Regions from separate parts of the Homo sapiens genome. Here region 2 is linked to region 1. A link is an interaction called in ENCODE POLR2A ChIA-PET data of the cell type or tissue named here. Cell type or tissue: A673. All regions are shown on one strand. Links, peaks and the distances in the headings refer to the core of each region. The heading gives the core; the rest is flanking DNA. Region 1 has its middle 46 kb from the start of LINGO1-AS2. Region 2 has its middle 150 kb from the start of LINGO1-AS2.

The links. ChIA-PET counts read pairs that join two places held together with the same protein. Peaks named below come from ENCODE experiments on the same cell type or tissue, not always from the same donor. Only the 100,000 strongest peaks of a DNase experiment are listed, where the experiment ranks them.
Region 2: POLR2A ChIA-PET joins it to region 1 with 6 read pairs; 2 of 35 experiments call an interaction of 5 or more read pairs at or near these places.

What each region holds. Positions count from the first base shown.
Region 1 is chr15:77,698,065-77,714,305 of GRCh38, reverse strand. It overlaps a transcript of LINGO1 not described here. Among named protein-coding and RNA genes, the nearest start is that of LINGO1-AS2, 46 kb to the right of the region's middle. RefSeq lists enhancers at 190-690, 1,984-2,522. In A673, for the core only: no CTCF peak of the experiment used is centred there; no DNase peak of the experiment used is centred there; H3K27ac peaks cover 738 bases.
Region 2 is chr15:77,802,229-77,818,469 of GRCh38, reverse strand. It overlaps a transcript of LINGO1 not described here. Among named protein-coding and RNA genes, the nearest start is that of LINGO1-AS2, 150 kb to the right of the region's middle. RefSeq lists enhancers at 1-542, 7,076-7,577, 8,992-9,859, 13,702-14,296. In A673, for the core only: no CTCF peak of the experiment used is centred there; a DNase peak (open chromatin) is centred at 7,989; H3K27ac peaks cover 4,186 bases.

The DNA of each region.
Region 1 (16,241 bases), core at 3,785-11,784:
AGTGAGGCAGACATGATGGAGGCCTAGGTCAAAATGGTAACCATGGTGATGGGGGTGGCAGACCCCATCATGGCAGCAGAACTGGGGACAGGGAGAAGGTCATGGAGAAGGCAAGAAGGATCCTCAATTCCTGGCTTGAGCCGCTGCGGTCATCCTCTGAGATGTGGAGGTGCAGTGGAGGATCAGGAGTTCGTTTTTGACCACCTCCTTCTGCAGAGGTGTCCTATTGACAGTTGTGGTCACAAGCCTGGAGCTCAGGGGAGAGGTCTTTATAGGGGATGGGGACGTGGGAACCAGCAGCTGTAGATGGTGTTTAAAGACCTGGGCAAAGCCAAGGACCACCAGGAAGCGACGTGGGTGGTGGAGAGAGGACCAAGTCCTGGACGCTGGGATCACCACCATGTAGAGTTGAGGGAGGAGAAGGAACCTTCACAGGAGGCTGAGAAGGCACACCTAGGGGGTGCGAGGAAAGCCAAAAGGATGTGGAATCCCAGAAGCCAGGAGAGGGTTCCTAAAGGAAGGGCAAACTCAGTCAGCTGCGGGCATGATGACGCGTATACCTTTACCCAGCCTCGCATAACTCCAGGACAATATCAGAGACAGGTCACTGACGTTGGCACAGTCCACAAACCTGATTCTATTTCACCAGTTATACATACACTCGTGTGTGTGTGCGCGTGTGTGTATGTAAGTGTTTATATATAGTCCTGTGTGTGTATCCAGCGCCACAATGGAGACGTAGATCTGCACCACACTACAAGACTCCCTGTGCCAGCACACCCCTCCCCGCCCAACCCTGCTCCCACGCCTCCCGCTTGGCTGCTACTAATTTGTCCTCCTCTGTAATTTTGTTATTTCATGAGTGTTACATAGATGGAATCATACAGTATATCACCTTCTGAGATTGATTTTTTTAAAACTCAGCATAGGCTGGGCACAGTGGCTCACGCTTGTAATCCCAGCACTTTGGGAGGCCGAGGCAGGCAGAGTACTTGAGCTCAGGAGTTCAAGACCACCCTAGGCAACATGGTGAAACCCTGTCTCTACAACACACACACACACACACACACACACACACACACACACACACACACAATTAGCTGGGCATGGTGGTGTGTGCCTGTAATCCCAGCTATTTGGGAGGCTGAGGTGGGAGAATTGCCTGAGCCTGGGAGGTGGAGGTTGTAATGAGCCAAGATTGTACCACTGCACTCCAGTCTGGGTGACAGAGTAAGATCCTGTCTCAAAAAACAAACAAACAAACAAACAAAAAACCAAAACCCCAGCATAATGAAGGAAGGGGATTTTTAAAGGATGGCAGATACCAGAACACAATTGTTTGCTGCTGGGAAGAACAAAAGACCCAGAAAAGAGGGAGAGACAGGTGATGTTGAAAGATAATGTAATGATGGGAGGGAGCTGAATTCCTGAGGATGAGGGGTGGGTTCAGAGTCCAAGTGGAGCCATTAACCTTTAACAGCAGCGAGACCCCTCATCAGGCAGGAAGGGGGGTGCAGGCCGAAGCTGGTGGGCTTCTAGAATGTGCAGGGGCAGAGGACTGGGGTTCATATTTGCTGGCTTCTGCTTCCCCAGTGAAAACAAAGTGAGGTCTCAGTGGAGAGTGATGGGTCACATGGAGGAAGGGAGGCAGGAGGAGAGTGGAGGTGGGGCCACTGCCAGGTTGGAGAGTGGGGAGGTGAGGTGGCCGGTGGCTGGAGCTGGGACTGCTGGGCAGTGCTGGAATTGCTGCAGGTTTGGGATTCAAGCTCACAGAGGGCACAGCCTCCACGGTGGGGTCATTTCTCTAGCTGTATTTGGCCTCCCAGCTATAAGTGCCAAGATGTTGGTTGGATTCATCCAGGTTGGGGTTTTATGAAAGTACTGCTTAGGGGGAGGGGGGCAAGATATTTGAGCATCCATTATGCTGATGGACCATGGAACTCAAGCTCACCAAGGGCAGTGAGGGCGGAAGGGCAGTGATGGAAGGTGAGGTGCGAAGGTCTCGGTGCAGTGAGGATTGTAAGGAGAGGAGCTGGAGGGCCAGCTGGGAGGTTTGACCAGGAGCCATGGTGGTGACAGGGCCAGGGTGTGGCCTGGGATAGAGGCTGCAGGGAATGGCAGCTGAAGGTGACTGGAAGCAGGCAGTAGGGGCACCCCCAGCATGGGGAAGTCACCTAGAAGGATGCAAGGGTTGAGGTGCAGGGCAGGACAGACAGGAGCCCTCTGTGGGTGAGGGGAAGTGGCCAGGAAGTTCGAAGGCAGAGGGAGGCACAGCCACCTCTTAGGTCCCACAGGGACAGAACCACTGTAGATGGGAGGAATCTGGACCTGAGGTCTAGAAGAGCCCCGAGGAGCAGGGAGCACATCAGCCTGCCCTGGCCGAGCAGAAATCATCTGCAGAATGTCGCTGTGTGCCCCCCCCTCAGAGGAGAGAACAGAGGCCTAGAGAGGGTAAGCACGTTTCAGAAGGAACAAGCTCCGCTGAAGCGTTCAGAGGGTCTGCTTGAAAGTCAGTGGTGTGGTGGAGGCTGGATTCCAGAGCCGCCTGTTGCCTAGGTTTCAGTACTGCCTCCTCCAACTTTTCTGGGCCTTTCTTCATTTGTGAAATAGAGCAGAATGACAGTACATACTCCCAAGGTGGATGTGAGGATTGAGTTTTAATGCACGCATCCTGTGAATCCTCGGGCTAACCCTGTTTACAGATAGGGAACCTGAGGCTTAGAGAGAGGAATTGACTTGTCCAAGCCTCAGTGTTCCTCAGCCTCCCTGTCTTTGCCCCAGGGCTGCCATCTTTACCAACACTCATTCAGCAGCCTCATGAAGGAAGCAGGATGCAGGCCTCAGGCCTACTTGGAAGTTGGGGAAACAGGGCAGGAAGGTGTCTTCTCTCCCTGTGGCCCCCAGAGTGTCAAAGGAGGATGGAATCTTCGTTATCGGCCAGTCTTCAATGTCGGGGACACAGAGGTGACACAGGCACCATGCCTCTCTTTAAGCCACAGTCTCATAGGGGAGACAGGACAAAATAATAAGCAAATATAGTAATGTTAAACAGTGGAACATAGGGCAAGAAGCAATTGTTCAAGGAAACAGGGATTTGGGGCTGAAATTCTTGGGGAAGAAGAGAAAGATCCAGGGACTGTGGTGGCAAAGGAGGAGCAAGGGTTGAGCTGGGTTTTGAAGGGAGGTGCGAGTTTAATGAAATGGATCAGAGAGGGGACATTCTGGAGGGGAAGAAGGGAGGGCTCTGGGTGAGCAAAGGCTCAGAGAGGGGGCTGGGGAAGAAGGTGCCCCACTGGAACAGAAGAGGCAGAAAGCAAGGCCGTGCGGGCTGCCTCCTGCAGACGTCTCAATCTTCTCCCAAGAATGGTGAACCAGAGGCCCCTGAGGCCTGTGAACAGATGCCAACAGCGGGAAATTGGCCAGTGGATCCTCCATGGCCTGGCACCATCAAAGCTGCCAAGAGCAGAGAGGCCCTGCAATCTGGGGGCCTGGCGGCCCGGCACGGTTGGCCAGCTTGCTGTGTGACCTTGAGCAAGCATGCTCTGCTAAATGGGGCTACCCCAGCCGCCCCGTCCTCCCTCGCAGGTGGGCTGTGTGAGGTGTTCCAGCTCTGTGAAGTCTTCTTCAGCGAAACAAAAGCCAGCACCGCGGCAAAGTGAAGGAATGGAGGTGAAGGCTTTTAGCTCCCTGGCAGAGACGCCCAGCAGAAATCCAAGGCATGTCAGAAAACGGAGTTTCTGGAGAACCTTTGATTTAGAGAACAAGGTTTTGGCATCAAACTGCGATCAGAGAACAGAGGCAGCCTGCCACACCGTGAAACTGAGCTCTGTAAACCTCATTAATCTGATGTCTCTATGTTCAAAGCGGTTCTTAATTAGGAGCCGAGACTCTCTACCAGCTGGGTGGCCCATTGTTCCTGCTGGACAAGTCCCACCAGGTGACTTCAAAGCCCATTCCTCACGTCCCTCTGCCGCTCAGCGCCAATTAACCAGCATTTAGAGCTGGGCCGCCTGGGCTGGCAAGCTTGGCCATGCTCCTGCTTCATTTGGTGTCGGAGCTGAGGGGCCTCCATGAAGTTCTCCAGCAATGCAGGCAGACACGTGAAGGGTGGAGCTGAGTGCCGGGTGTTGGTGGGGGTGAGGGACAGCCCACGGCAGCCCCTGCCCCCCTGGGGTTCCAGAGGCCTGGAAGGAGCAGGAGAAGCCATAGGAGCTGCAGCTTCCCTCGGCCACCCTCTCTTCTCCCTTCCTCCTCCACGGGGACTCCTCTTCTCTGCTCCAACTCCCCTGTGCCCTTCTCAGACCCACCCTTTTGCCATCTCTTTCCATCCTCCTGAGGAGGGTCTGGGATGCCCAGTCAGAAGCCAAACTAGGTCTGGGGACACCGTGTGGGGTCTCACTGGGTGGTCTGATATGCACGGACTCAGTCCCTGATATGTTGGCTCCCACCTTCCCTGTGTTTACCCCTGCCCTTCACTGTACCAGGGCCTTGTACACCGTAGGTGCTCATCAAGGGACTGCCAGCTAGTGTAGCTTCTCCATAAGCCAAGTCATGTCTGAGAAGCTTGTGGCTCCATCAGGACAGGCACATCAAAGCAGTGGGCCTGCAGCGCCACTGGAAAGCTTCAGGAGAGAGTTGGGAAAGACCTTTCAGCAGTGATGCCACTTTCAGTCTGGAACAGCCGGGTGCAGGAAGGCTGGGTTTTTCTCTGCCTTCCAGGACGTTGAACCACAGTTGAATCTAGAGACAGAGAAGGCACAAAAGGAAGACCCAGGGCAGTGAGCCTGAACCAGCCCCAAACTGGCGGTCAGGATGCTGGGATTCCAGGCCTGCCGCTGTCCCTGACTGGCCACTTTGTGCTCTTGAGCAGGTTCTTGGCCTCAGTTTCCAAATCGGTGGGACGGGAATGATGACCCTGTCTGTATGGCTCCCTGCATACAGTGAGGTCAAATGGAAGACTAACTGAACCTGCCTTGGGAGCTGTCCAGAGTACTGGGGGCACTGGGGATGCTCCAGCTTTGCTCGCACACCTCTGGAGATGGGAGGCTCACCCCATTTTAAGGCCATTTTCCATGGCCAGATAGTTGCAGTTGTTAGAACAATTATTGTATTAGTTTTTTAGAGCTCCCGTAACAAATTACTATAAACCTGGTGGTTTAAAACAATAGAAATTACTCTCTCACAGCTCTGGAGACTGGAAGTCTGAGATCAAGGTGCAGGGCCGTGCTCTCTCTCAGGGCTCTAGGAGAGGATATTCCTGGCCTCTTCTGGCTCCTGGTGTTGCTGGCATTCCTTGGCTTGAAGATGCATCACTCCAGCCTCTGCCTCCATCTTCATGTGGCCTCCTCCCCTGAGTGTGTCTACGTCCAAGTTGACCTCTTTGTTGTTTTTGTTGAGACAGTCTCGCTCTGTCACCCAGGGTGGAGTGCAGTGGTACGATCTCTGCTCACTGCAACCTCCGCCTCCTGGGTTCAAGCAATTCTTCTGCCTTGAACCCAGTAATCTCCCGAGTAGCTGGGATTACAGGTGCCCACCACCACATCTGGCTAATTTTTGTATTGGAGACGGTTTCACCATGTTGGCCAGGCTGGTCTCGAACTCTTGACCTCAGGTGATCTGCCTGCCTTGGCCTCCCAAAGTCCCAAAGTGCTGGGATTACAGGCATGAGCCACCGCGCCCGGCCAAGTTGACTTCTTGTATAAGAACATCAGTCGTTGGATCAGGACCCACCCTATTCCAGTATGACCTCCTTGTAACTAATTACCTCTGCAAAGACCCTATTTCCAAATAAGGTCACATTCTGAGGTTCCAGATGGACATGAATTTGGGGGGACACTATTCAACCTAGTACCTTCGTTTTCCTTCTGGGCCCAGACTTCCACCCTGTGGCTTCACCCCTGTGGGTTTTCCCTTGCTCCTGACCAGCCCCAGCTCCATCAGTTTCCTCTGCCCCAACAGGGTTCCAGCCTCCCGATTCCCCACTCTGCTCTTCAGGGCACACTGGGCTGCTGGTGTCACAGAAACTTTTCTGGTAAAGTGTCTGTCCTCCTTCCCAGGGCTTGCCATCCACCCTCCTGCTCTTCTTGCCTTTTATATGTGGAAACTCGTCGCTTCACTCCAGGACTCAGCCTGGGTCCCAACAATTACCAGCTTCCTTGATGTCTAACACTATAAACCCATTCACCTCATTATAGGAAATTTCTTTTGAATGTCCTTTAAAAACCATCTCATTACACAGGAAGAACTGTAATTACCTTGTGCAAGACAGAAATTCTGGGCAAGCTGGTGCCTGGTGCCTGTCAAAACTGTGGGACAGGGTTCCCCGCTGGCTGGTTTGGCCATAGGAGAGAGCTCTTTCTTTCTCTCATCTCATCCTTTCCAGCCCCTTTTCTTCTGGGACCCGTGGTCACCCATGTCTCTGTTGGTGGCCCTAGAAGGTCAAGACCTCCCACAGAGAATAGAACCACCTTGGATTGGTGCCTGTGCTCCTGCCTGGCATCCTGGCAAACCCTGATGGTCAGAGCCTTCCCCAGGGGTTCTCAAGGGCTGCCCAGCCTCTTCCTGAGTCTGCCCTCCTGGAGGCTGCTGGAGCTTGCCCAGTGGTTGCAGAACGTCACAGCTGGGTGGGACTCTGGAGGCCAATAGGTTCAGCCTCCTGCCCTCAGCCACTTGTCCAGTCCTTTTGCCCAGCAGCCTCTGGGGAACCGTAGCCCTTCCTGGGACCAGGGTTTTTCCCTGACCTGTTTAGGGGATTTTCTTGATGTCTGGCTAAAATCCCTGGTGCCCCAGTTCTGACCTGATTTTAAGCTCCATCTCTTGCTGGCGGTGCCACCTTGGGCAAGCCATGTGGCCATTCTGAGCTGTTTTCTCATCTGCAGAATGGTTGGGATCATTTGTGCTTCAAGAGTCATGGTGAGTAGGGTCTGTGGCCACAGGCCTCAGGTGCCCATCATTGGGCATGTAGCAGGAAGTGAACCTACATTGCTTCTACTTTCCAGGGGAGCTTGACCGTGGAGACCCTTTTCTTTCTCCTCTCTGCCTAATGTGGGGTGGAGCAGACTTCCATTTGGACTTCTCCTCCTCCTCCCCACCATTTCTCCCTCTTTCTTCTCCCTCTCTCTCTCCTGGAGCATCAGAAGACATGGCACATCCTGTTCCCCTCCAGCATCCCTGCCTGCAGCCTGCAGCCTGCCACCTGCTGAGGCAATTTGTTTCGAGAACACCCAGCTGCTGGCATGGTCTCAGTAGTTGCAGGTCCTTCTCTGCTCAGTCCCTAGCTGTACTGTCTTCTACAGGGAATCCGTGTGGCATCCTGGCACAGCCACAGCCATGGGCATTGCCCACGGAGGCAGAACCATGCCTACCCATGTGTCTCTCCTGCCAGCATCTCCTCTGGGACTCTGGCTATAGCTTCTGGATCTGGCTGGGGAAGCAGAGAGGGTAGAGTCTCTGGTCTGCTCCTCAGCAGGGATTCCTGCTTCTTGAGGACCTGCTATGTTCTGGGCTCTGTGCTAGGGGCTAGGCATACAGTGAGCAAGGCAGCCATGGCCCCTTTCCGAGTGAGGCTCACAGTTCTTCTTGGGGTCAGGATGGGCTTCTGGCATACTGAGACTGGGCAGTCTGGGAGGGCTTCTCTGAGGAGGCGTCTTATCCCATTATCAGATGGATAAGAAGGAGCTGTGTGCAAGGAGCAGGAAGAGCATTCCATGTCCTGGAGAACCTTGGTGTGTTCAGGAGCTGGAAGGAAACTTGTGGGGTAACAGGAAGAGAACCAGAGGAGGTGGGGCTGGGTAGGTGGTCAGGGCTGGGTCAGACAGAGCCTGAGGCCAATAGTGAGGAGGGTGGGTGGGTTTTGGTCTAAGAGAAAGAGGAAGTTGCTGGAGGGTTTTAAGCAGGGAAGGGACCTAATCTAACTTAGGGTTCAACAGTGCTGCCCTGGCTGCTGGATGAAGAGCAGAGGGACACAGGGACACAGAAGAGTAAGGTGGGCCACTCCAGGGGGTCTGGCAGGCCGTGGTGGGCCTGGCCCAGGACAGGTGCCGGGTTGGGTGGGGATATCACAGGGAGGCGAGGTTTCTGGTTTGGGCAGCTGGGTTGATGGTGGAGATGTTTGCTGAGGCAGGAGCCCTGGAGAAGGAGTGGTTTGGGGACGAGGAACGATGAGGTGTTTATGGGACATCAAGGGGAGATGGTGAGGATATCAGGATCTTAGTTGTGACAACAATGGGATTTATATGTTATTATCCCCATCTTACAGACAAGGGATCCAAAGCTTAGAAAGGTAAAGTGCGGCCCACCCCGGGCCACACAGCTGGCAGCACTCCAAGCCAGGGTGGGACCCAGAGCTGTTGGCCCCCATCTCAGCTTGCATTTGAGAAGAGCAGTGCTTTGCCCCACAGGGTGAATGACTGGTGGGATTTCAGGCATCAGTGGGCCCCTCACCTCCATTGTGACCGTGGTGGTCTTCACCTGGGGCTGTGTCTGGAGTCAGTGGCTGACTCTCCCCTAGGACACACAGCCCAGAAGGCCTCAGCCACCCTGCAAGCCTGGGAACAGCTCAGCCCCTTGGCACCATTGTGCCTGAGAGGATCCAGAATATCCCGTTGTTCAGCCTGAGAAGAAGTAAAAAATTAGCTCCAAGTCAGGGCTTTCCGAGCGTGGCAGTGCCCAGGACAGGGTGGCTCCCCGAGGCTTTGCCAGCCCCTGCCACCTCACCTTCTTGGTCTTGGGAGGGTGCTTGGCACTTGCCTGTCCCCACCACAGGGGCCCTCCTCTGCCAGCTGGGCGGTGGGGGCACTGAGAGGAGGGAAACCCCTAGGCAGCCAGAGGACTGGGTAGAAAGAGCCCTGGACCAGGACGGGAGCCCTGGGGCCACCACGCACCTCCCAGTGACCTCAGTGTCTCCCCTTGGACAGTGAGCCCCGGGAACGAGTGAGGCATAGCACCCTTTCCTTCCGGCATTCCAGGAATCCCACCTTCCTATCTTCTGAGGTGGGAGCCAAGGAGCATCTCCAGGGCTTGGGTTGTGGAGTTGTGGTCAGGGAATAAAACTGGTCGGGGAACCTGGAAAGCAAGGTCCAGGGTGCTGGAAGTGGACTGGTGTGTGTGTGTGTGTGTGTGTGTGTGTGTGTCATGGCAGGGGGAGGGGGGTATCTTCAGGCAGAGGCCAGTGGCATGAGGGAAGGTGTGGGGAGGGTGTGGACTGGGAACAAGAAGGATGGGCCCACAGGTTCCCCGTGCCCCTGCCAGGGATGAGCCGGCTTATATGACAGAAGATTAACCCAGCAACTTCTCCACAAGGAGATGGGAGCCTGGCCACCCTCCCTAGGGCCTAGACCATGACACTGGTCTCTGGTGCAAACTGGGCATGGTGGCTGGTGACTGTCAGGGCTATGTGCAACCAGGGTCAGGATTTACACTGTGGGGCCAGAGACAGGGTTCAGGGTGGGACCAGGGCTCAGTGTGTGCACAGTCAGGGCTCAGTATGTATGCAGGGTCAGAACACAGTCTATGACTGGTGTTAGGGCTTGCACTGTGTGACCATTGCTTAATGTGTCAAGGGTTAGAGTGTGTGACCAGGGTCGGGGCTCAGGGTATGACCAGGGTCCGAGCCCAGTCTGTGACTAGGCTCGGGGCTCAGTGTCTGACCAGGGTCAGGGCCCAGTGTGTGGCCAGGGTCAGAGCTCAGCTTGTGACCAGGGTCGGGGTTCAGTGTCTGACCAGGGTCAGAGCTCAGTGTGTGACCAGGGTTGGGGCTCAGTGTGTGGCCAGGGTTGGGGCTCAGCGTGTGATCAGTGTCAGGACTCAGTCTGTGACCAGGGTCAGAGCTCAGTGTCTGACCAGAGTCGGGACTCAGTGTCTGACCAGGGTCGGGATTCAGTGTGTGGCCAGGGTTGGGGTTCAATCTGTGATCAGGGTCGGGGTTCAGTATGTGACCAGCGTCGGGGCTTAATGTGTGGCCATGGTTGGAGCTCAGCATAGTGCTCTATGTGTAGCCTCAGGGGCAGATTGGAGGCCCTGCCTCATCCACACTCCCTCTGAGCTCTCTGCTTGTCTCTCCCATGGGGCCTGTTAGTCAAGTGCTCAAGACTGATGCCACCTCTCTGAGCCCTGATGAGCAGAAGCTTGAATGGTCGTAGCTTCTGCAGATCCTTCAGAACTTGCCATGTGTGAGGCACCCTGTGGACTGATGGTGGGTATTATTGCCCTCATCTTACAGGATGATGAGGAAACTGGAACTCAAAAGATAAAGTGTCTTTCTGAGGTCACAGCTAGTTAAGTGGGAGAGCCCGGACTCAAACTCCTTGTCCCTTTATTCCTTTTCAGGGTCCCTCAGCATTTCTCCCTGGGGTAGAGGGACCTTTGGCAGAGCTCTCTTCCTATGGGTCCCCCATAGAATCTTCTTCCTCTTTCTGCCTAGACTGGGGACTGTGAGTTCAGCCTTACTTAAGCCAAAACTTCCTAGGAAGGCCAACTAGGCCTGAGGATGGACAAGGAGACCTTCCTGCAAGGTCTGAGGCATGCAGGCAGGTCCTGTCACCAGCAGCTGGGGACTGGGCATAGCCTGTCTGTAGGGTCCCATAAACCCCAAGGATCGGGCTTCTCTGTTAGAGATTAAAGGAATGTGTCAGCCCCATTGGAGGCATTTTGAGCATTGTGGTCCTGGATTTTGGAGCTCTGGAGGGTCCTTCCCAGCATCCCTGACATCACCCCACAAGCATTTCTTCCTTTGCTTCCAGGAAGTGGTGGGAAGATTGCCACCCCTCCTGCTGTAGGCCTGGACACCTTATGTTGCAGATGAGGTTCAGAGAAGGGAAAGACACTTGTTCCAAGACACAAAGTGTGTTAGTAGTGGAGGGGCCCAGAACCCTACCTCCCACTGCCAATATTCCTAGGTGTTCCCTCCTCCTGGCTCAAAACCCTCGTAGGAACTGAAAACCCACGAGGACACGAAACAATCACGTTCTAAGAGTGGGACTCTAGGCACTATACCAGCTGTTCTCTTGGGCCTTCCTGACATTTCTCAGTTACAAGAATCCCCCCATTTGTGAGTCATTTGGAAAATTTCATGGGGGAACTGGTCCAGAATTTAAGTGAAGTTCCAGGAGGAAGGGACTCAGGGAGAGTTGGAAGGAGGCCCCTGCTGACATGAAGAAGGAGTAGCCCCTTGCCGTGGCTTATCTGCGAGCCTGCGAGATGGACAGAGCAGTTTGCTTCACAGCTGGGGGATCTGAAGCTCAGTAAGGCAAAGCAATGTGCTCAGCAGTTCCCAGCTCAGTTCTCATTCACATCTGCCTGGTCCAAAGCCAGTGGGTTCTCTCCAGTCCCCTCTGTGTGGCCGGACTGTGTCACAGAAAGAAGGAAAGAGACTGTTGCCTGCCCTCCAGGAGCTGCTGGGAGAATGAGATTTAAGTCAGAAGAAGTATTAGGGAGCAAGAGCTGCATTGTTGAAGTCTCAGTGCTGTATGGCACAGAACACAGCCATGCCGCTGAAGCTGCTGGGAAAAGCTGGGTGGAGTTTAGATAGGATCAGGGATTGGGAAGAGCAAGCTTAGCCATTGGTGTGTGTGTGTGTAGCCCAGGCAGACTGGAGGTAGTCAGGTAGTCAGGAAGGCAGCTGTCCGGGGTGCTGAACCAAACCACCACCATGGGGCCGGTCTGCAACTCTTTCTGGCCACTTTGGTCTGAGCCTCAGTTTCCTTACCTAGAGAATTAGAATACTGATACCTGCATCACGGTCTCATTGAGAGGGTGCAGGAAGGCCATGGCATGTTGTGCTGAGCATGCAGCCTGTGTTTTGTTGAGGCTTTCCAAATGGGAACACCAACTGAAGGAGGCAAAGCCTCCTCCCCAGGCCCCTGGGGTGGAGGGTGGGGTCATCTGTGATACCTGACCCCAGGCACATGATCCCTCAGGAATGGCAGGTGCTGTAACAGGGTCAGCACTTCCCCTTGGCATGGGGAGAGGCAGCTTGTCTGGAGCCTTTCCACCCGCCTGATGCAGGTGTCCCCCAGCCTGTAGGCCTGGACACTTCATGTTGCAGACAGGATGACTAGGAACCAGAGAGGGCAAGACACTTGAGCCAAGAAACAGTGTGTTAGTGGAGGATGGGGTAGAGCCCCACAGCCCTACCATCCACTGCCAATATTCCTAGTTGTTGCCTCTCCCAGGTGCAAAAGCCTTGGGGGAACTAAACACCTTGGAGCACCCAAAGGAATGAAGCTCTAGTGTGGGCCTTCAGGCACCATCTGTGACACCTGTTCTCTTGGGCCTCCCTGACACCCTCTACTAGCCTCAGCCCCCAGGTGGCTTGGGTCCTAGCTCTCAGCTGGGCCTTCATCTCTCTTAAACCACACCCCCAAACTCCTGGCCCCATGCAAGCTCTCTTAGTCCGTTTGTGTGTTACTCTAAAGGAATACCTGAGGCTGAGTAATTTATAAAGAAAAGGAGTATGTTTGGGTCATGGTTCTGCAGGCCGTACAAGCATGGTGCTGGCATCTGCATCAGGGGAGGGGGCCTCAGGGAGCTTCCACTCGTGCCAGAGAGCAAAGGGGAGCTGGCATCGCATGACAAGAGAAAGGAAGTGAGGGAGCCATGGGTGGAGGGAGGTGCCAGGCTCTTTTTAACAATCAGTTCTCATGGGAACTAATAGAGTGAGAACTTGTTACTCGTTAGAGGGCGAGAAGGGCACCAAGCCATTCATAAATGATCTGCCCCTATGACCCAAACATCTTCCACCAGGCCCCACCTCCAACACAGGAGGTCACATTTCAGCATGCTATTTGGAGGCGACAGACACCCAAACTATATCACAAGCCTTCTCAGGCCTCTTGATCAACTTGGGGCCTCCGGGGTTCCCACCCCGCCAGGGAGGTGGGATGCTTTGGGGCAGGAATTTGGTGGGTATAGAGCTGCTGGAAGCCAAAGAAGAGACCTCTCTCACTCTCCTTTGCCTCTTTTCTCCTCATCTCCTCAGGCTGCCAGACCACCTTGGCCCTGGGCTTGGGATGACCTGCAGCCACTGAGAGGAGAGCCAGGAAGGGTTCCCCCAAAAAGACCCCCCAGGCCTGTTGGTTATGTTTGAGATGCACCCAATTCCTGTGTCATTCACCTTTCAGCCTTTGGCATCTCCTTGTCCTTTAGAACCAGACAGTGCTAAGTGTGCATCCCAGCTCTGTCATTTCCCCTGACCTTGGGCAAGGGACATATGCCTCAGAGCCTCAGTTTCTTCATTTGTCAAGTGGGAATAAGAACACCTATCCCACAGTGTGTGGTTTCAGTGTAGGAGTGCACATAGCAGGGGACACTGCCGCTTTCCTCCTGCCCCTGGTCCCTCTTCCATGGTGATGCTGGCCTCCCACCCACTCCTGCCTGTTTAGACCAAGAGCTGAAGCCTGGTCCGTGGGTGAGGTTGTCCTGTGGAAGACAGGAAGGGAGAGGCTGCGGGTAGCAGGCCGCACATAGCACCAGTGTTTTTAACACTGTGAGGGGACCAAGCTGAGCTGCTGCAGCCATCTGCAACCCCTGACCTTGCTGGCTCTGGCTTGGTTCTGGAAGATTCCCTCCCCTACCCGCCCCTGCTCACCCAGGTTTAGCAGGAGCAGCTACTTGCAGTGATGTGAAAAACACTTGGAGTAATACAACTCGGAGACTTTGACCACTGGTAACACCGACCCCACCTACCACCCCGCCTGCAGCTGGCCCAAGGCTCGGGCCCCAGTCACCTCCTCCACCAGCCAGTCCAGCCAAACTAAGAGTTAGGAGGGTCAGGTTTGGCTTCAGCTCTGCCTCCATTTGTCTGAGTACTCACACAGAGCCTGGCACAGGGTATGTGCCCGAAACGCTTTAACTATTAGTAGTGGTAGTAGTAAGAGTTGTTGTCATCATAGTAGAGAAATCCCATTTCACAGAGGGGCTAGGTGAGGCCCACACAGTTGAAAAGCTGCCACCTCTGTGAAATCTTCCCAGCTCTGCCCCTTCTCCCAGAGTAGGCAACTTCTTTTGACTTTTTTCAGTTTCTCTGCAATGCTCTTATTAGGGGAGAGCTTGGTAGACAGTGGGATAGATTCCAAGGTAGGGAGAGGTGTGTTGGGGGGAGGAGCTCTCAGGGCTGAAGGTGCCCTGAGGAGGCCGGGAGCAGGTTTGATGGGCAGGAGGCCAATCTGCCAAGGGACCCTCTACCTGGGAGTGCCCTGCCCTCAGCCCTCCCCTCTGCTGGTTCCCCAGCCACCTCCTGAAACCCTGAGAATGCTAACGTGTGTGGTGACAGCAGGGCCTCTACCATCCCTGTTACTTTGGCCTCTGCTGACTCCTTCCTTGCACCCTGAGGCATCTGTCAAGTCCTCCTTCCTCTCAGCCCCTTCCCTACTGGGTCCAATGGGCAGAATTCTGACCTGATCACATTGCTAACAGCTGGTTAGCAGGTAAACTTAGCCCATAAAGTTAATTGAGCACTTAGTGTGTTTGAGACACTGGGGATGCTGAGGACTGGGCTGTAAGGGGCCCTGCCACCAGGGAGGTAGAGGGGGGGAATGATGGTTAGTATGTGCTTACTGTGTGCAGGTGATGGTTAGTATGTGCTTATTGTGTGTGGGAATGATGGTTAGTATGTGCTTACTGTGTGCAGATGATGGTTAGTATGTGCTTACTGTATGCAGATGATGGTTAGTATGTGTTTAGTTTGTGCAGATGATGGTTAGTATGTGTTTACTGTGTGCGGGGATGGTTAGTATGTGCTTTACTGTGTGCAGGGATGGTTAGTATGCACTTACTGTGTGTGGGGATAATAGTATGTGCTTATTGTGTGTGGAGATGATGGTTAGTATGTGCTTACTGTGTGCAGGTGGTGGTTAGTATGTGTTTACTATGTGGGGATGGTTTGTATGCACTTACTGTGTGTGGGGATGATGGTTAGTATGTGCTTATTGTGTGCTGATGATGGTTAGTATGCACTTACTGTGTGCGGGGGATGATGGTTAGTATGTATTTACTGTGTGTAGGGATGACGGTTAGTATGCACTTACTGTGTGCAGGGTCTGGGCTCGTGCTTTCCTGACCATCGGTGAGGTTGGAGCCACCCCAGTTTGCTAATGAAGAGAGTGGGGCCCAGGGAAACGAGGGGACTACCAAGGTCCTCAGCAGCGAATGCTAATGTTGGGGGTAGATAGGGCTGGACTTGGGGGAAATGGAGAGGAGGAGTTGACCAGCAGCTCCTGTCGTGGCAGCGTGAGTGAGCTCAGGAGGCAGTCAGGCTGCCCTTGGCCTTTCCTGACACATCCCTGGACCCTTAGGAGCCACCTCTGAGGAAGGTCTTCCTTCTCTCGGCTCCGTAGCCTCCTATTGAGCACAGAGCAGCCTAAGGCCACTGCACGGGGCACCCACTAGGGCAGTCCAGGGGCCTGCTCTTGTCCGCAGGGACTCAGGGACTCTGCCTGCACGTCTCCCCTCTCACTGCAGGCACTTTCAAAAAGGCAGCCCTGCTCCCGATCCTCCTGCTGTGCCCACCCGACCCTTCTCACCCTCTGGCCCTGCCCACAGTCCGCTGGGCCTAATGGCCCTGCCATTCCTGATCTCTGTCCCCTCACCCTTTCCAGCCTCCAGCCCATGAAGGTCAGCCTCTCCCAGCGACTGTGCCTCCTTCCACCCCACTATGTCTCTCTGGTTTCCCATTCCCGCCTTGGAGGAAGAGGTGCTTCTCCTCCAGACTGAGGCTCATCCCTGCCCCGGAGGACCATGAGCCAGCCCCACTGTCAGGCATTCCCTTTCCACAGCTCCTGCCTGGTGTGTGACCCCGCCCCTTCCCCAACTACACGGGGCATCGGGGTTCCCAAACCAGTAGTAGGTCCTGGTCACTCCTGTAGAACTTGGGCAGCGTCTGTGAGTCTTAGTTTTTCCTTCTGTTGGGTGGGCCAGAATGGTGCCTGGAACGTAGTAGGCACTCAACACATGCTTGTTGAATTAATGAACTAAGTAAGCAGTGAATTCCTGGCCTGGCTGCCTCACCTGAGTGTTGTGCAGATCAAAGTAACTAATGGATTTTTTACAGAGTTAAAGATGCTGTTTGGACAGAAGGCGTGGGGGATGCTCAGTGGGACGCTGGCACTGTGGATTGTAACTGCCGTCCTCACTTTGCAGTTTCTGCCTCCCAGAACCCTCCCTCATCCGCCCTCCTCTATATTGCTGTACCCCACCTCTCCCCTGGCCACTGCCTCATTCCTAACTCACTTCCTCCTGTCCTTCCG
Region 2 (16,241 bases), core at 3,889-11,888, 100 kb before region 1:
GCCCCCGCGTGCCTCACTCTACATTGAGGTTGTGGCTGTGCTTTGTACCCTCTCCCATTGTGAGTCTCCTCCCACACTCTGGACCTGTACTGGCTGCCTGAGGGAACCTCCCCACACCCCTAAGTGCCAACCCAGCCAGTCCTGTGGAAGATGGGATGGAAAGCTGTGGTCCAAGATGGTGCCTCTGAGAGGGAGAGAACCCCGTGTCTCCTGGAGTGAGAGGCCCAAGGAAGGATCTGGGGTCAGGACTCCTGCAGGTTCCTCATCCTCCTTGTTTCCAGGGCAGGTTTTTCCTCCTCTAGGAAGCCTTCTCTGGTTGCTCCTGAGTCCTTCCAGCTTGGACTTCCCTGGGGTTGTAACTGCTGGGATCCCAAGCAGCCCCCATCCATATGCCTTCTTTCCTGCCACTCGCCTGTGAACCTGTGTGGTTAGAAGTCTTGATCTCAGCCTGGATGCTGTGTGGAGGGGTGTGGTGGCTGGACCAGTCAGTATCTACCTGGGTCTCTGGAGTATGGTAATGTCTATGGTAATATCAGCTTTCAGGCTTAAACCTTACTTCCACCTCCATTATCCTTCTGGAATCTCTCAGCCACTTTGTGAGAATGCAGGACCGGTGGGCAAGTTGCTTATCCATTTCACAGAGGAGGATTTTGTGGCAGAGATGGAGGTAGTTTTCTAAGTCTTAGGACAGCCCTTTTCCACTGCGAGGGTATCCGCTGACCCTGGTCTTTGGTGAGGCATGGAGGACACCCAGGCCTTCTTTATTGACCTGGCAGGCGGGCTCCTGCTGCGTGTGGCACGTTTACTGGGCTGGCGGCTGTTCTCAGCTGGAGGCAGTTGAACAAAAGCTCCTGACCTGTGGGACCTTTTGACCCTAGCTTGGTTAAATATGTGCTTCCTGGATTTGGGGCCAGAGGCTGTCAGTGCTTTGCTTGATGGTTTGGAAGCCCGGCTCCTGTCATCCTCTGCACAGCTCTGGGAGTTCACTACCATCCCAGGGATCCGAATCACTCCCGCCCAACCTGGCACTCTATGCTGGGTCCTGGCATTGTCCTTGTGTTTGGGCCCCAAAAGCCTTCCTACCCTCTCCATCCTAGAGCCCCTCTGTGGGCCAAAGATGCCCCGTGGAGATCTAAATGTGCACTGGGGGAATTGGAGGGGACTCTGGTGGCTATTGTGGCCACTTCCTCCCCAGGTGGCCCACCTGAAGAACAGGAGGTCAGAGCTGTCAGCCCCAGGCAGGCTTCTGTGACTTCCCTCAGTCCTGCTGGCAGCCTGGAGTCATCCCCAGGGCCTTCGGGGTAAGAGCTGTTGCCCGGGAGTTACCACTGGGGGTGGGGCTGGGCCTGCTGGATCCTGGCGGTGGCCTCCTCAGCCTTTGCTGGCTTCCCCGTCCCGGGCGGCCTCTCTCTGCCTCTCCCTGCTCCTCCCTTGTTGGCTCTGGCTGATCATGGCCTTTCTTTGCCATTGTTTTTTTCTTCTCTCTCTCTCTCTCAGCTCCTCTTCCTCTTCACCTGTGGCTCCCTAAGCTCCAGACTTTTGCCTCCTGAGTGTTGACCAAAGCTCTGGTTGACATCCAGGTGGCTGGAGCATGGCAAGACGCCTAGCTTGGTTCCACCCCTATCATCCATGCCTGCTTGAACCCCTGCCCCGGTTCTTCTGGTACCTCCACTCCCACCCCAACCAACTCCACAAAATGAACCCTTCATTTGGGGTCCCAAGCCATGGTGAGGGGGAGACCAGGGGCACTTATTTGGCCCCTGGTCTATTCTGCCGGGGATGAAAATTCCAGCCAGGGGCTCCCCACCCCTACTGGCTGCTCCCTTTAGGAAAACAGCCACTTCCTCACCCCAGCCTCCTGACTGGGAGGGAGCAGTGCCCAGTGTGACCCCCTTAATTTCCCTCCCCAGGCAAGACCTGACCCTGCTATATTTGTGTTTTAAATTGTAAAGATATTCTAACAAACCCAGTGATAAGAATTTATTGAGTGGGCTGGGCCTTGGGGTGGCTCAAGGTGGAAAAGCTGCCCCTGACCTCTCAGGCATAGCTTTGTGGGGGCTGAGGGCTACCCTGACCAGTCTCAGAGTTTCTTCCGTGGGCTTCTGGGGCCCAGACCCCTGTTCCCAGGAACCACACCTTGGCTGTTACTCTCCATGGCCTGGAGCCTCGCTTCACATTTGGAGGTATCTTCTGGCTTGAGACCTGGACTGAGTGCTGGGGATACCAGTGATGAGCCTGGGCCCCTCCCCGGATGGGCTCTCAAAGGGGAAACAGATTTGGACCCATACCTCTGAGTATTAGTGAAGCCGGCTGGGTAACCAAGAGGCTCAGTGGGGGAGTGGCAAGGGGCTGTTTCAGAAGGAGGGGACTGGCGGGGCCTTGACCTGCTGAGATTTTCCGGCACTTGATCTATGCTCAGTAAATAATTGTTGACTAAATGAGTGAATGGAGAATGCGAACGTGAGTGGGGGCTTTCTAGGAAGATGGCACGGCACTGGCAAAGGCATGGAGGTGGGAAGCGCTGGGCAAGGGTAGAACGTGTTTGCAGTGGAGTAGTTCACATGGGGGCATGGAGAAGGTTGGCACCAGACAGAAGAGGATCCTCAGTGCCCATCTGAGGAGTGTGGGCTGATTCTGAATTCAGGGCTTGCAGCGTTGAAGTTCTGGAGGAACACAATTAGATGTGCGATATAAACCACGTCTCTGGTGGTCTTGGGTGGGGTTGTCCAGGTGCTGGGAAGACCTGGGTGGGGTGATCTAGGTCGTCAGAGTTCGGCGAGGGCTCAGGATTCACCAGTCCTACCACCTGGGCATACAGAGGTGGCAAGTGTCCTGAAGTCATAGATGCAGCCTCCAATACTGGCCTTGCCACTGTGTGCACTTCAGTAAGCCGCTGAGGCCCATGGGTCTGCCTCAGTTTCTGTGTCTGTAAAGTGAACACATTTGTTTGTCTCCGTGGATAACTGGAGTGAGTTTGAGTGGGATTTTGTAACCTCGGAGGAGGGCTATGAAGGAAAAGGGGTAGAGGGCTGTTTGGCATTGCTGTTTGATAGAGGAAGAGCTTGAGGCCTAGAGCGGGGCAGTGGCTAGCACAAGGTCACTAAGCAAGTTGGGAGTGGGCACTGCAGTCTTGGGTTTTTCTGGCTGTGCCTGTGCTTGCTGGGCAGGGGTGGGTGGGGTGGCCGGGGCCTCAGGGCCTCTGCAGAGGACGTCCTTAGGCAGTTGTTTCAGCACTCCAGCTGTCGGAGAGCATATGGGGCCATATGGCCACATCAGGGGAGGTGCCAGCCGCTGGAGGAGGGATAGCAGCTGCCACCATGGTCTTCTGGATCTATGTGGGCACTGCTAGCCACCAGGGTCAGGGCGAGAGGAGGCTAAAGTGGAACTTCGGTGTCCAGGTTGGTTTGGACATGGAGACTGGGCCTTGGCAGGTGGCCCAGTTCCAGCACCCATCTGCCAGGGCAGCCGGATAGGCAGCTCCATGCCCAGGACTGATCCAGTTAGCTCAAGGCCAGCTGTGCCAGCCACCCTCCTCACATGCCCCACCCAGCTCTGATGGCCTTACCATGGGGTGGCACAGTGCCTCTGATGTCAGGGTCACTGGCCTCAGTGGAGTGTGTGTGTATGTGACATATCCCCAAACCCTAGGCGCTGATTCTGAAACTCTGAGACTTTGGGGTATGGAGTGGCTCCTCGAATCAGTCTGGTGAATCCAAAGGGCCTGGGCTTGGATGCCAGATGGAAATGGGTTTGAATCTTGGCTCAGCTGCTTCAAGCTGGGTGAGCTTGGACAAGTCACTTTACTGAGCCTCACTTTCCTCATGGGTGTCATGCGGGGATGATGTCTACCGTAGCCCACTTGGAAATAATGCATGTAAAGCAGCCACTAGCCAGAGGCATTGTAGGATCTCAGTAAATGTTAGCTGATGTTTTGCCCTCTGCAGGAAAGGGAAGTGGGTCAGGTTGGAGTTTCAATGTCCAGGTAGAAGTAAAGAGGAGCCTTATTATTATTATTTTCCAAGGCAAAATCTGCTTTATAATTTTGTGTTTTTATACTCCTTCTTTTGTTTAGTCCTCATGGTAGTTCCAATAAAGTAGGCAGACAACATTGTTCCGTTTCACAGATGAGAAAACTGAGGGCACGGTGGGAAGTGGGTCTCCAGAAGCCACACAGTGAGTTAGGCTTGACCCTGTCTCTGGACTCCTGGTCCAGTGTTCTTGCTCCACAGTGAGGCTTTCCAAACTTCTGGGGTGGAGACTGGGGGAGGAGTGGCTTTGTCTTCTGTCTAGACCAACTTGGGGGTTCTAGAGACTCCCTTCTTGGCCCTGTTTCCATTATAGGTACAAGGACAGGCTGTCATGGACTGGTAGCCAGTCTCAGCTGGGGCTGGAATGAGGGATGCTCAATGAGGCAGCATCTGCTGTATTTCTCATCTGCCCCAGCACAGGGAGGGGCTGAGATTGGGGGGGCTTCCTAGGGGGCAGGAGAGCCCAGGGACGAGTGAGGGATGGACCTTCACCTCCCAGGCAACCCTGGCCATGCTAAGGCGAGCAGGCCTGAGCCTTCTGGGGCAGGGTGGGGAGGGCGCTGGGCCCTGGCCCTTTCTTTGTGTAAGGTGTATAACCTTAGACAGCTCACTGTCTTCTTTGAGCCTCGGCTTTCCCCTTTGGACACGGGACAAAATGATCTCCCTGCCTGCCTTACAAGGCTATTTTTGAGGCTCTAATACGTATTTTTCTACATGGCAGGGCATTATAAAAACATGCTATTTCACGGCTGTAATTCCAGGACTCCCCTGTCCTGCAATTTGATGATCTATGATCATTCAACGTATCACTGTTTGGGCGCCTCCTCTGGGCCTGGCTGTTCTGGGTGCTATAGGGACAGAGATGAGTAGGACCAGCCTCTGCCCTCTTGGGGCATGCAGCCTGGTGGAAACCATGGACAGACCTTCCCAAGCCCAGGCTGGCTGTCATGCTCTCACCCAACACCCTCCCAGCACTCCCTGTTACCTCCAGGCTGGCGTTCTGACCCCTCGGCACCTTGCCCAAGCCTATGTCCCACCCCAGCCCTCTCTCCTAAGCACCTCTCTGTGTCCCCAGGCTCCAGCCAATCAGATGGGCTGTCGCTGTCCTCCTCCATGGTCCTTCCACCTGAGAGTTCTCCCCCATCCCTGTCCGTGGAGATCCCACCCACTTTTTAAGGCTTAGCCCAAATGCCTCATTAAAAAAAAAACCTTCTATTGGCCACCCCTCCTGGAAGCAGCCCATCCTTCCTCAGAACTCTGAGAGCAGTGTATCAGCTTTACATTTAGGGAACATTTATTATTTACTGTGTACCCACTATATGCAAGGCCTGGGGGCGGTTTGTCTTTGTTTTGACTTGGGAGCACCTTGGTGGCAGGGACTGGGCTTATCCATCTTGTGTTCCTTGGGCGTGCCTGGGGGCCAACTAGGCTGATCCGGGTCATGCAGTGCCTCCCTTGGGGCCTCTGTGGCCACTGACACCTCCTCCTTGGGTAGTCCCTTAGGCCTGGGGATTTGGGCTAGGCCCAAAACATCTGTTTGAGAAGCTCCCGAGTTATGGGTTGCTTTGCTCCTGAGACGCTCATCATAGATACGGCCCTCCCTGTCCCTGATGGCTGTGCCAGGATGGGGCGGGGCCACCCAGTCACTAGCCATACATAACTCTCCCCGATGAATTGCACGGCACTCAGCAATTAGTGATTGATCATTTGGGGTACTGATAAATCTCCATTATTGATCCACGGAGGTGAGCCTGGCCATTGTTGGCGAGGGTCAGCTGGGCCTGGCTGGGAGATTGCAATCATGGCCATTTATTTCTGACCAGGAAGCTCAATAAACAGGAGGCAGAGAAAGAGACGCAAGCCCCCCTGTCTGTGACCCACACCGCCAGGGTGGGGCTAGAGGGCTGGGGAGGAGGGGGAGTTGGAGCAGCTGGGGAGCTTTTGCCCACCTCCTCCACCCTCTATTCTCCACCTTCCTTATTTTGCTTCCAGTCTCTTCTGGCCCTGGGCCTCAGCTTTCCCATCTGTTAAGTGGAGATTTCAGTCTCTTTGTCCGGTGACACTTTGCCTTTGAATGAGATGCCCGGGCAGTTACTGACTTGTCATCATTTCTGCTCCACCGGTAGGGGTATTCTGAGGCTCCAAGAGGATGGTGGCCGCATGAGGATGGAATCAGTATCAGGACCCCCAGCCCTGGGCTGCTCTGCAGAGGGCATGGGGAGCCTGGTGGGTGGGGGAGGTGTGGTCACAAGACAGCAGTCACCTCAATAAAGGGCAGCATCTGGCTTCTGAATGTGTTAAGGCTTTTAAATGTGCAGCTAGGGCTCAGTGGAATTTGTGAAAAGCGATTTCTAGGGAAACAACATAAAGGAGATGGCAGGGGGATGTTTAACCTACTTCAGAGACCCAGTTGCCTTTCAGGCATACCAGGAGCACCAGGCATTGTGTGTGGGGCTCCTGCCTGGCTCACGTGACTGTGCTATTTTTTTTTTTTTTAATTTTGTTGGGAACATTTTCAGACATACGAAAAAGTAGAGAGAATAGTACAGGGAACTCCGTATACCCTTCATCTAGATTTAACAATTGTTGACATTTTCCCACATTTTGCTTTATCTGTTTTTTCCAGAGTATTTTAAATTATAGACATCAAGCCTTTTCACACCTAAACATTTCAGCATCCATCTCTAAAAAATAAGATAAAATATTTCTGCCTAATCTTAAGTGGTCTCAAATTTTTTTCATTTTATCCTTGGGAGATAAAGAATCTGATAGATGAGCGGACTGAGGCCTCTGAAGTGACTTGGCCTGTCCAAGGTCACATAGCAGTGAAGGGGAGGGTCCTCTGCAAAGGCCCTGAGGCCCCGGCCACCCCACCCACCCCTGCCCAGCAAGCCGCAGGCACAGCCAGGAAAACCCCAGGCTGGAGTGCCTGCTCCCAACTTGCTTAGGTGGGATCTAGGAGGCAGGCTGCGGATGTAGCCCAGGATTGGGCAGACACAGGAGAGGCAGGGGAGGGGAGAGGTGGTCTGGAGCTGGACCCCTCTGAACAGGTTCCTCTGGCTTAGGCTGGAGGGTCCACCTGGAAACAGGAAGTGACCCTCTTTTAGGTTAATTATCTCTCTTGTTTGCTGTGGGGATTAATCAGGAACTGCAGCGTCAGGAAAATCTAAAACAACTTCTTGTTTATTGTTTAATTTAGGAGAATGTTATCAGGCTTGGGCCATGCAGGGCCAGGGGAGCCTCTGTTGGCAGAAGCAGCTGGGCTGCCCCCACCGGCCACCCTGTGGGAGCAACCGGGAAGGTGGTGGGAAGGCTGGCCTGGCAGGAGGGGTTGGGATCGGGTCTGGACAGCTGTGGGAATTGGGGTGGGGGGGTGTTGGGGGCTTGGGGCTGCACCTGAGATCTGGGCTGGACCAAAGACTCTGTAACCTCGGAACAGATCGGAAGTGAAACTCAAGGGGGTGAGCTTCTGGGGGATATGTGGACATCCGGGAGGGCCTCGGGCTGCCTGAGGCCCTACTGAGGAGCTCTCCTTTGTCTTCCGGCCTCCTGCCCGAGCCTGGACTCCTCCCTGGGAGGCTGTGGCAGAATGAGTGCCCTCTGCCAGCCCAAGGTAGCTACAGGTCTCCCTGGGCTTCCCCGCCTCCTTGGGGTTAGGGTGATTCCTCCCCCAGTACTCTCCGATGCTTGGACTCCCTGAGGGGTCCCAGAGGTCACAGGTATGGAGTCACAGAATGCTGGAACTAGAAGGCGTACTTAGAGATGATCTCATTCCTCCTCTAGGTTCCAGATAGGAAACTGAGGCACAGGGAGTGGCCAGTTCTGTCTTGTGTCTCATGGTGAAGCACTGCAGAGCCTTGGCAATAAGTCAGGCATCTGGCTTCTCAGTCCCAGGATCCTCTGCTTCCAGGCCACATGGGCTTGTCATTCAGGACCCACTAGTGCTCCCCTGGGTACAGAGCCGGGAGGCTGGATCAGCTGCGGAAGGGCTGCCAGTCATCCTGGGGGATGGGCCTAGGATTCCCCTATTAGAGTCTGCCCTCCTCGCTGTCCCTCTCCCTCTCCTCCCTAGATTCCTCTGTGTGTGTGTGTGTGCATGTGTGTGTGTGTGCATGTGTATGTGTGTGTGTGAGCCTAGTTACCCGTGTGTGTGTGCTTGTGTATGTGTGTGTGAGTGTGTGCATGTGTATGCGTGTGTGTGTGTGTGTGTGTGTATGTTTGTGTGTGTGCCTAGTTACTTACCCGAGAGGAGAAGAGCTGTGCAGGTTAGGGAGGAGGCCTCAGTGGAGTGTCCTGAGGCTCAGCCATCTGGGACTGAGACTGGTCTCCTGTCCATAGTGAGCCCCCACAGCAAGGAGGAGTGCCCTGATTAGTGCCAGGCTTACTGTTGGGCTTATTCTTGAGGTCATTGGGGGAGGAGGGTGGGAGAGGCCACTGGGAGAAAGGCAGCCAGAGTGGGAGTGAAAGGCAGAGACATCAGGACACCTCCTGATCCCTGCTCTCCAGCCCTGCAGCGCCACCAGACCCACAGCAAGCCTGTCTGTTCTCTGCGGTTGGGGAAGGAGAGGAAGCCACCTCACCTCGGACGAGTGGCTCAATGGGAGCTGTGAGACAGGGGCATGTTGCCACCTCTCCTGGGCAAATGTTTCTTCCCTGGCAAAACGAGGCAGGGGCTGGGCGTCCTCTGCTCTGAGAGCCAGGTGGGGAGGACAGGTCATGGCTGGCTGTAGGTTGGTCCTTCACCCCCCTGCCAGGCAGGAAGTAGACTGGAAGGGTCACAGGAAACAGCACGGGTCCTTGGTGTCCCCTCAGCCCACCAGGCCTTCCCTCTGCTCTCCCAGTGCTGTGGGGGTTGGGGGAGGGCACCATGCTTATAGTCCAGGAATCGGGTCGGGGCGGGGCATAGCCTCTGTGTGTTCCCACAGTGACTATATGCTAGATCCCAGAGGGACCTGGAAGAACGTTACCCTCATTTGTGTGCACAGCTGTTCTGCAAGGTGGGCATTATCGACTCCATTTTACAAATGAGGAAACTGAGGTTCAGGGTGGTCACCCGCCTGGTTAGGGGTGGGGGTGAGATTTGAGTTCAGGACTGCCTGGCTTCCCCGGATCCCGCTGCCTTTGAGGCCTGGTTTCTGCTCTCATCCTCATCACTACCTGCTGGGTTTTGGTGCTTGCCTTTGTCCAGTAGGGCTGGGAGGATGGCTGAGAGCTGACCTGCAGGCCTCGGGCTGGAGGGGAGGCATGCTCCTCATCCCCCTGGGAGGCTGAACCTCCATTCACCTCCTCCACCTGGCCTGGCAGATTCTAAGGGCTCTGGCTGAGGCTTACCAGCGTTCTTGGAGGAATCCTTCCTAAGCCAAGCAAAATGGGAGGATCCTGGCCCTGTGCTCAGGGATTGGGCCTCCATGTGTGTGCAAGGCTCATTAGAGCCTCCAGTGCCCTTTGCTCCTAGCCGGCACGTGCCTTCCAAGTGAGCATTTGTTGGGTGACTGCATGTGGAGTGGGAGCCTGAGTGCGCATATATGGGCCATCCGAGGCCTGGGGAGTCACACCTGAGGGTTGAGCGTGAAATAGGGCAGAGGAGAGTTCACTGAACCCCTGTTAAGTGTTGGGCACAGTGCCAGATGCTTTACCTGTATTACCTCATTTAATCCTAACAACAACCCCATGAGCTGTGCACTATTACTATCCCCATTTAACAGATGAGGAAACTGAGGCTCAGAGAGATTGAGGGACTTGGTGGAGATCACGCAGCTAATGAATGGAGGAGCTGGCATTTGAACATAGGAGCATTGCTTCTACAGGAGGCTGTGTCTGTGTGCCAGACAGAGGGGAGTCTGTGCTGCAGCTGGGACGAAGGCAGTGTGGTTTCAGGAAGAGGTGTCTGCTCTGTATTTGGAGGGAGGAGGTCAAGGGTCCAGCAAAAGTCCAGGTGAAGGAGGGATTCAGCAGCAGAGGCCTGGCTGGCAGGCCAGCATTCGGGTCTAGGGCTGTGGGATCTTGGCTCAGCTTCCCTGCACTGGATCCAGATCCTCAAACCTGCCTCACCTCCCTCTCAAGGCCTTTGCCCCGATACAGGAATGCATCCTTATGCTCCTGTATCTGGGCAAAGGCCTTGCGGCGAAACTGACCGTGGCTTCTCAGAGGACAGTCAGGGCAGTGTGCCACATTGGGGAGCATCTGCAGATGAGGCTGGAGAGGGGCCCGGGCTGTGCAGGCCTCCAGTGCCAGCCTGCAGTGGTGGATGTTCTCTGGATTTTGAACAGGGGAGAATTGTGTCCAGGTCTGAGGTTTACAGAATGGATCTCTGGTGGCTGGGGGCCATGGGTGGTGGGGAAGGGGTGAGCGAGCAGGGGGCAGCTGGGGGCTTCTCTCCCCCTTGACCCAAGCCTGCATGGGTAAGGCTCATCTCCTTATCTTTGATTTTTTCCACCCCATTCCCTGCCTCCTAGAATGTGGAGCTGGGTGGGGACCAGAGGAGGTCCTTGGCCCCTTCCAGGCCCCTCCCTCAGAGACTGTAAATATTTTGTCTTCACCATCTCTGCTGCTGGAAGTTGCTGCTCTTAACGCCTTTTTTCTTTTGCTTGATACAAACGAACGCTGGAAAAATTCCGTGCCGGGCGCTCGCTCTGTTGCTTCTGCTCGTGCCCAGAGTCCCCTCCAAAAACTCTAATTGCTTTTAAGCTGTGATAGTTGGCAAAAGCAATTTTCTTTACATTATGGAGGAAAGGGGAAAATCCACCAGATTTTCTTCTTCCTTTCTTTCCCCCTGTTTTGACTCTAACCTTTCGTTTTGAGTTCTCTGCACTGCTGCTGTGGTCCTGGGAGAGAAATGGAGTAGAAGAGACGTGTGCAGGGAGGCAGGAACACCCATGAAAAGGGCATTTTTGCCTCTTTGCGCCTCAGTTTCCCCATTACAGAGTGATTATATGTCCATCCATTCATTCCCTAGAGGTTCCCTGAGCACATCCGTTTGAAGCAACTTGAGGGCCAGGACTGGCTGCTGCACCCGGGACAGAGCCTGACACATAATGGGTGTTCCATTAAGGTTGGCCAGTTGGATAAACAGCTCCACTGGCAGCCAGGCACTTTGCCAAGCACTGGGAATGCACAGGATGAATCCGAAGCAGCCCCTGCCCAGGAGAGCTCACTGATTAGAGGGGGCACCACCACACAAACATAATCACTACATTACTGAGTTGCACTACAGGTGGGTCCTGGGTATGAGGAGCCCAGAGCAGGGCATGCCGGGGTACTCGGGGAAGGCTGCAGGAAAGAGAAGCATTTGGACTGCGCCTTGAAGAAGGGGTAGGAGATGGGATGAACTGGGTCAAGGAGGAAGGAATTCCAGACAGGAAACAGCATGCGAAGGCAGAGAAGGGTGACCTCTGAGAAGCTGGGTGTGGCTGGAGCCGAGGCTGCCCAGATGGGCCTGAGCTACTAGGGAGAGCTTTGCATGGCAGGTGGGGAGTTTGGACTTGATCTCAAGGTAACGGGGAGCCCTGGAAGGGTTCCAAGCAGGACACTCATGCAGGGAAGATCCCTCTGGCTCCATAGTGTGGATGATGGGGCAGGAGAGATGCTGGCTGGGAGGCTGGTCACCACGGCCTGGGGGGAGATGGGAGGATAGTGGTGTGAATTTGAGACAAGCCTGGAGACCCAGATCCTGGCGCTCACCTCCTCTGCCTGTGCTGTGGGGAGAGGCACTCCAGTTCTTCCCTGGACTGGGGGGTCGGGGTCCCCTAGAGTATCTGAGGAAGCAGGCGTCCAGTTCATAGGCCTCTGCTGCTATGGTCGGGTTTGCTTCATTCTCTTTTCCTCAAGTGTATAGCCCTTTACAGTTTGTAAAGCCCACTCACCTCTGACCCCTAGGTAGATCTGAAAACAGTCCCCTGGGGTGGGCAGAACAGGATGCCCATCCCCTGTGGACAGATGTAGGTCAAGCTCGCCCCAGGGACCTGAAGGCAGGTGGAGCTGGGGAGGGGATTTGAACCCAGGCTGCTGCCTGCTCCACTTCTGCCGAGTACCCCTCCGCCCTCGACCCTCTTCCTCGCCTCTCCTCCTGAGCCCTGTGCTTCTTCCTGTTTGCAGAGAATGTGGGGCTTTTCAAAACCATTAATGATAGAAAATAAATTGGAATCGGAGAGGAATCATCACTGGGCATTCTCGGAGGGCCGCCTCTGCCCTCGCGTCTCTCAGCCATATTGAAGCCGGCAGCCAGACTGGAATATGAATGAGTCTGGGGCCAGCATTGCTCTTTATCTGCCGGGAAGCCCTCCGTGGTCAGGTGGCACTCACCAGTGGCATCGCTGTTTGCAATGAGGCTTCGGCGGCTGCTGGACATCACCAACCAGGACTGATTTCTCCGGGATGGACTCACAGTCCATAGCTGCCGAGGAGAGGTGGAGGGAACCTCGAGCTTAGCTCCCCACTCCCGCCAAAGCCCTCTGCCGGGGTCACAGCTCTGAGGTCAGCCCCGGGTGGGGTCAGGTATCCCTGCCTGAGGAGAGGGGGTACATGGAAGACCATCAGTGGTTCTGGGTGTCTGTGTGATCCTCATCTGGATATTCAAGGCCTCCTGTGAGTCCTTGGCCCTCTTGTCCTGTCTCCTTCAAGAAACCTTCCTTGATCAATGCCCAGCTCACACTTGTTCCCATTTTTAAGCTTCTTGTGGCCCTTGGAGCCTACAGGGGCCCGGCAGGAAACGCATGGAGGAAATGCATGGAGCTGGCTGGGTGTGATGCAATATGGGGTGGTAGAGACTGTGGCAACACAGAGGCACCGAGACCACCAGTTTGGAAGCCCTGCCATGGGCACTTCCACACAGTTTTGCTAAGTAGACAGTGCCCTTGCTCCACAGCCACAGCTCTCGTCTGCCAACTAGCAGAGAGCCCCCTGAGGGCAGGCCACAGTCTCTGCCCTGCAGTTTGTCCTTCCACGGCAGGCCCAGCTAGGCATAGGCTGGGCACCTGGGCAGGCCTCCCACAAAGCATCAGACTCTGGGGACCTGGGGTATCATTCAGAGTAACCCTCTTGCTTAGAGATGGGGAAATTGAGGCCCAGAGATGGAGGGTGGGTGGAAGGTCTCTGTTCTGTTCTGTCATATGGTGCACCCCTGCCCTTATTAATCTTCCCAGCAGGAGTAGGAGGGCAATTTTTGTACTCTGTTTTAGAGAGGAGGAAACTGAGGCTCAGGTGGCTGCATCCAGGGAACACCGCAGGCCTGCATTTGAATTAGTCTTTTGGAACCCCAATGCTGGCCATCTCTTTCTGGCAGGATTAGGGGATGCTGAGGCATGCACAGAGTTGTCCAAGGGGGACAAGGTGCATTGGTGCCCAGAGTAAGCCCAGCCCAGGGTGCAAGGCCTGGGATCCTGGCTCAAATATACCACCAACTTCCTGTGTGACCCAGGCCAGGCCGAGGGAGGCCCCTGGAGGGGTCAGGAGCAGTTGGGGGGGTGGGCACTGAGACCATGTGGCCTGGGCTTGGCTGCCAGCCCTTCTCAGCACTCCCATCCAGCCCTTGGGCTCCCTTGGCCCCAGGCTCATAATGAACCCTCTCACTCCTGTCATTTCTATGGTCACTATAACGTGGGAGGTGGTAACCGCAGTACCCAGGAGGGACCTGGGGCTCTGCAGGCTCACTTAGCAGTGTGGGACAGCCCAGGCAGCCAGTAGCCTGCTGCAGCTGGGAAGCAGGAGGACGAGAGAAGTGGGCCTCAGGCCACTGCTGGGTGGGCAGACTGCACAGACCTCTCAGCCCTCCAGCCTGGAGCCGGGGTCAGGCCAGCCACACCCCTGCACATCCTTGCACACACTCAGATAGACTCACGTGAACCACCTTGTCTAGCCCCGGGTGTAAGATGGAGAAGCTGAGGCCAAGAGTCTGAGAATGAGACTCAGGGTTGTCGCTCACTCACTCTGACCTCTGCCTATCCAGCCTGTGCTCTCGCCCTCCCCGATGGGGAGCTCACCCCTTATCCAGACAGCTTGCCTGCCTTGGACAGCTCCCTCCCCTCTCTGGCCATCTACTTCTAGGGACTCACACAGGGATCTTGGCTTGGGACCCGGGGCCACATGACTTGCACTAGTCCCTCCCCTCAGCACTCTCTCTTGCCTTCGGTGCATATCGTGCGAGTCTGCATTCCTTTGGGGGTGAGCCTTGCCCTGTTCCTGCCTGGTGCTTCTGGATCTTTGGGCTGGGGGCACCTGGAGGAATCTGATGAAAGCCATGGCCCTGTGTTAGAGATGGGGGCCCAGCCCCTCCTGCATGTGAATCATCATAGCCAGTTTTGTGCAGTTTTGGGGCTCACAGACCTCTGTAGTCCTCCCTCCCTGTGAACCCTGCTGGGAACTCCTGCTTTACTCATTCCCCAGGTGACATGATTAATGTCACCTGTTGTGCTACCTAGGATGAGATGCTAGGTGTTCCAGCCCCCAGGCCACACCCTTTCTGCTCTACCCTGCTGCCTTAAGAAGGGCCCACTGTGCGTGGCTTAGGGGCTGAGAACTGTGTGTATTAGGCTGTTCTTGTGTTGCTATAAAGAAATTCCTGAGACTGGGTAATTTATGAAGAAAAGAGGTTTAATTGGCTCATGGATCTGCAGGCTGTATTGGAAGCATGGTGGCAACATCTGCTCAGCTTCTGGGGAGGCCTCAGGAGCTTTTACTCATGGCAGAAGGTGAAGCGGGAACAGGCACTTCACAGGGTGAAAGTAGGAGTGAGAGAGATGGGGGAGTGCCACACACTTTCAAACGGCCAGATCTCAGATCTGTTGAGAACTCAACTATCACGAGGACAGCACCAAGTCATGAGGGATCCACCCCCATGACCCAGCCACCTCCCACTAGGCCCCACCTCCAACACTGGGAATTACCTTTCACCATGAGATTTGGAGGGAACATCCAAACTATATCACTGTGAGAACCCATTCATTCATTCTATAAACATCTTTTTTTTTTTTCTTCAGATTTTTTGTTTGTCTGTTTGTTTGGAGATGGGGTCTCGCTCTGTCACCCAGGGAGTGCAGCGGTGTGGTCTTAGCTCACTGCAGCTTCAGACTCCTGGGCTCAAGCGATCCTGCCACCTCAGCCTCCTGAGTAGCTGGGACTAGAGGTGTGTGCCACCACTCCTGGCTCAGTCTATAACATTTGTGCCTAATGCCTCCTCTGTGCTAGGCCTAGGCTGGGTTCTAGGGTACAGAGAAGAGCAAGACCCAGCCCCTACCCCTGGGGAAGCCAGACCTGTCAGCAGTTACAGCTTAGGGGATGAGGGTGGGACAGAGGTGAGCACAGGGTGGGTGTACCAGAGGGGCTTCACTCCAGCCCTGTAGGGAGAGGCTTCTTAGAGGGTGGTGGGGACTGGTCAGGGAGGACAGGCATCCCCCAGGGGGAACAGCAGGTGCAAAGGTTTGGAGGCTCAGTTCTGTTGAGGAACACAGGAGGCCCAGTCTGATTGGAGGGTAGTATTGGGAGGCACTGGGGTCAGACATGAAGCTGAAGGCCACTTGGGGATGGGCCCCAGGGGGTCTGGTGGTCCCAGTAAGGAGTGCGGGCAGGGAGCAATAGGGAGCCATAGAAGGGTGTGGAGCAGGCAGCCATGTGGTTGGATCTGCCTTTTGGAGTGCTCCCGTGGCAGCTGCAGATGGAACATGGGTGAGTGTGGAGGTGGGGACAGGAGACCTCCAGGAAGTTGTGTTAGTTGCGGCTCAGACCCAGGTAGAGAGTGTCATTCACCACTCATTAGGAGGAGTTTGCTGGTTCCCGCAGTCCCTGCTTCCTGGAGGCAGGTGGAACACGAGCTGTGCAAACAATTGTTCAAGGGAAGGGGGCCTTCTGGAACTGGAGGGGGCCTTATGCTCCTTCTGGGCAGTTTTCTCTGAATTTGTTGATTGACTCATAAGTGGGAGGGGCATTTCCAGAATGGCCTGATCTCTGCAGTTTGCCACCTGCTCCTGGCCCCTCTGCAGGCCTCCTGGCTGCCTATACCTCCTAACATACACACAAACACACACACACACCTTGGGGGAACACCCGGGGGCACAGGACATACTACACACACTATGCACACATATACGTGGATCTGCTGTGTTCCTCTCCCTCCAGACACACACATGCTGTCTCTTTGCTGTCATCCCCGAGAGTGACAACACACATACACACACACTGATTCTAGATTACAGACACGCCTCTGCACCGCTTGGAACCCAC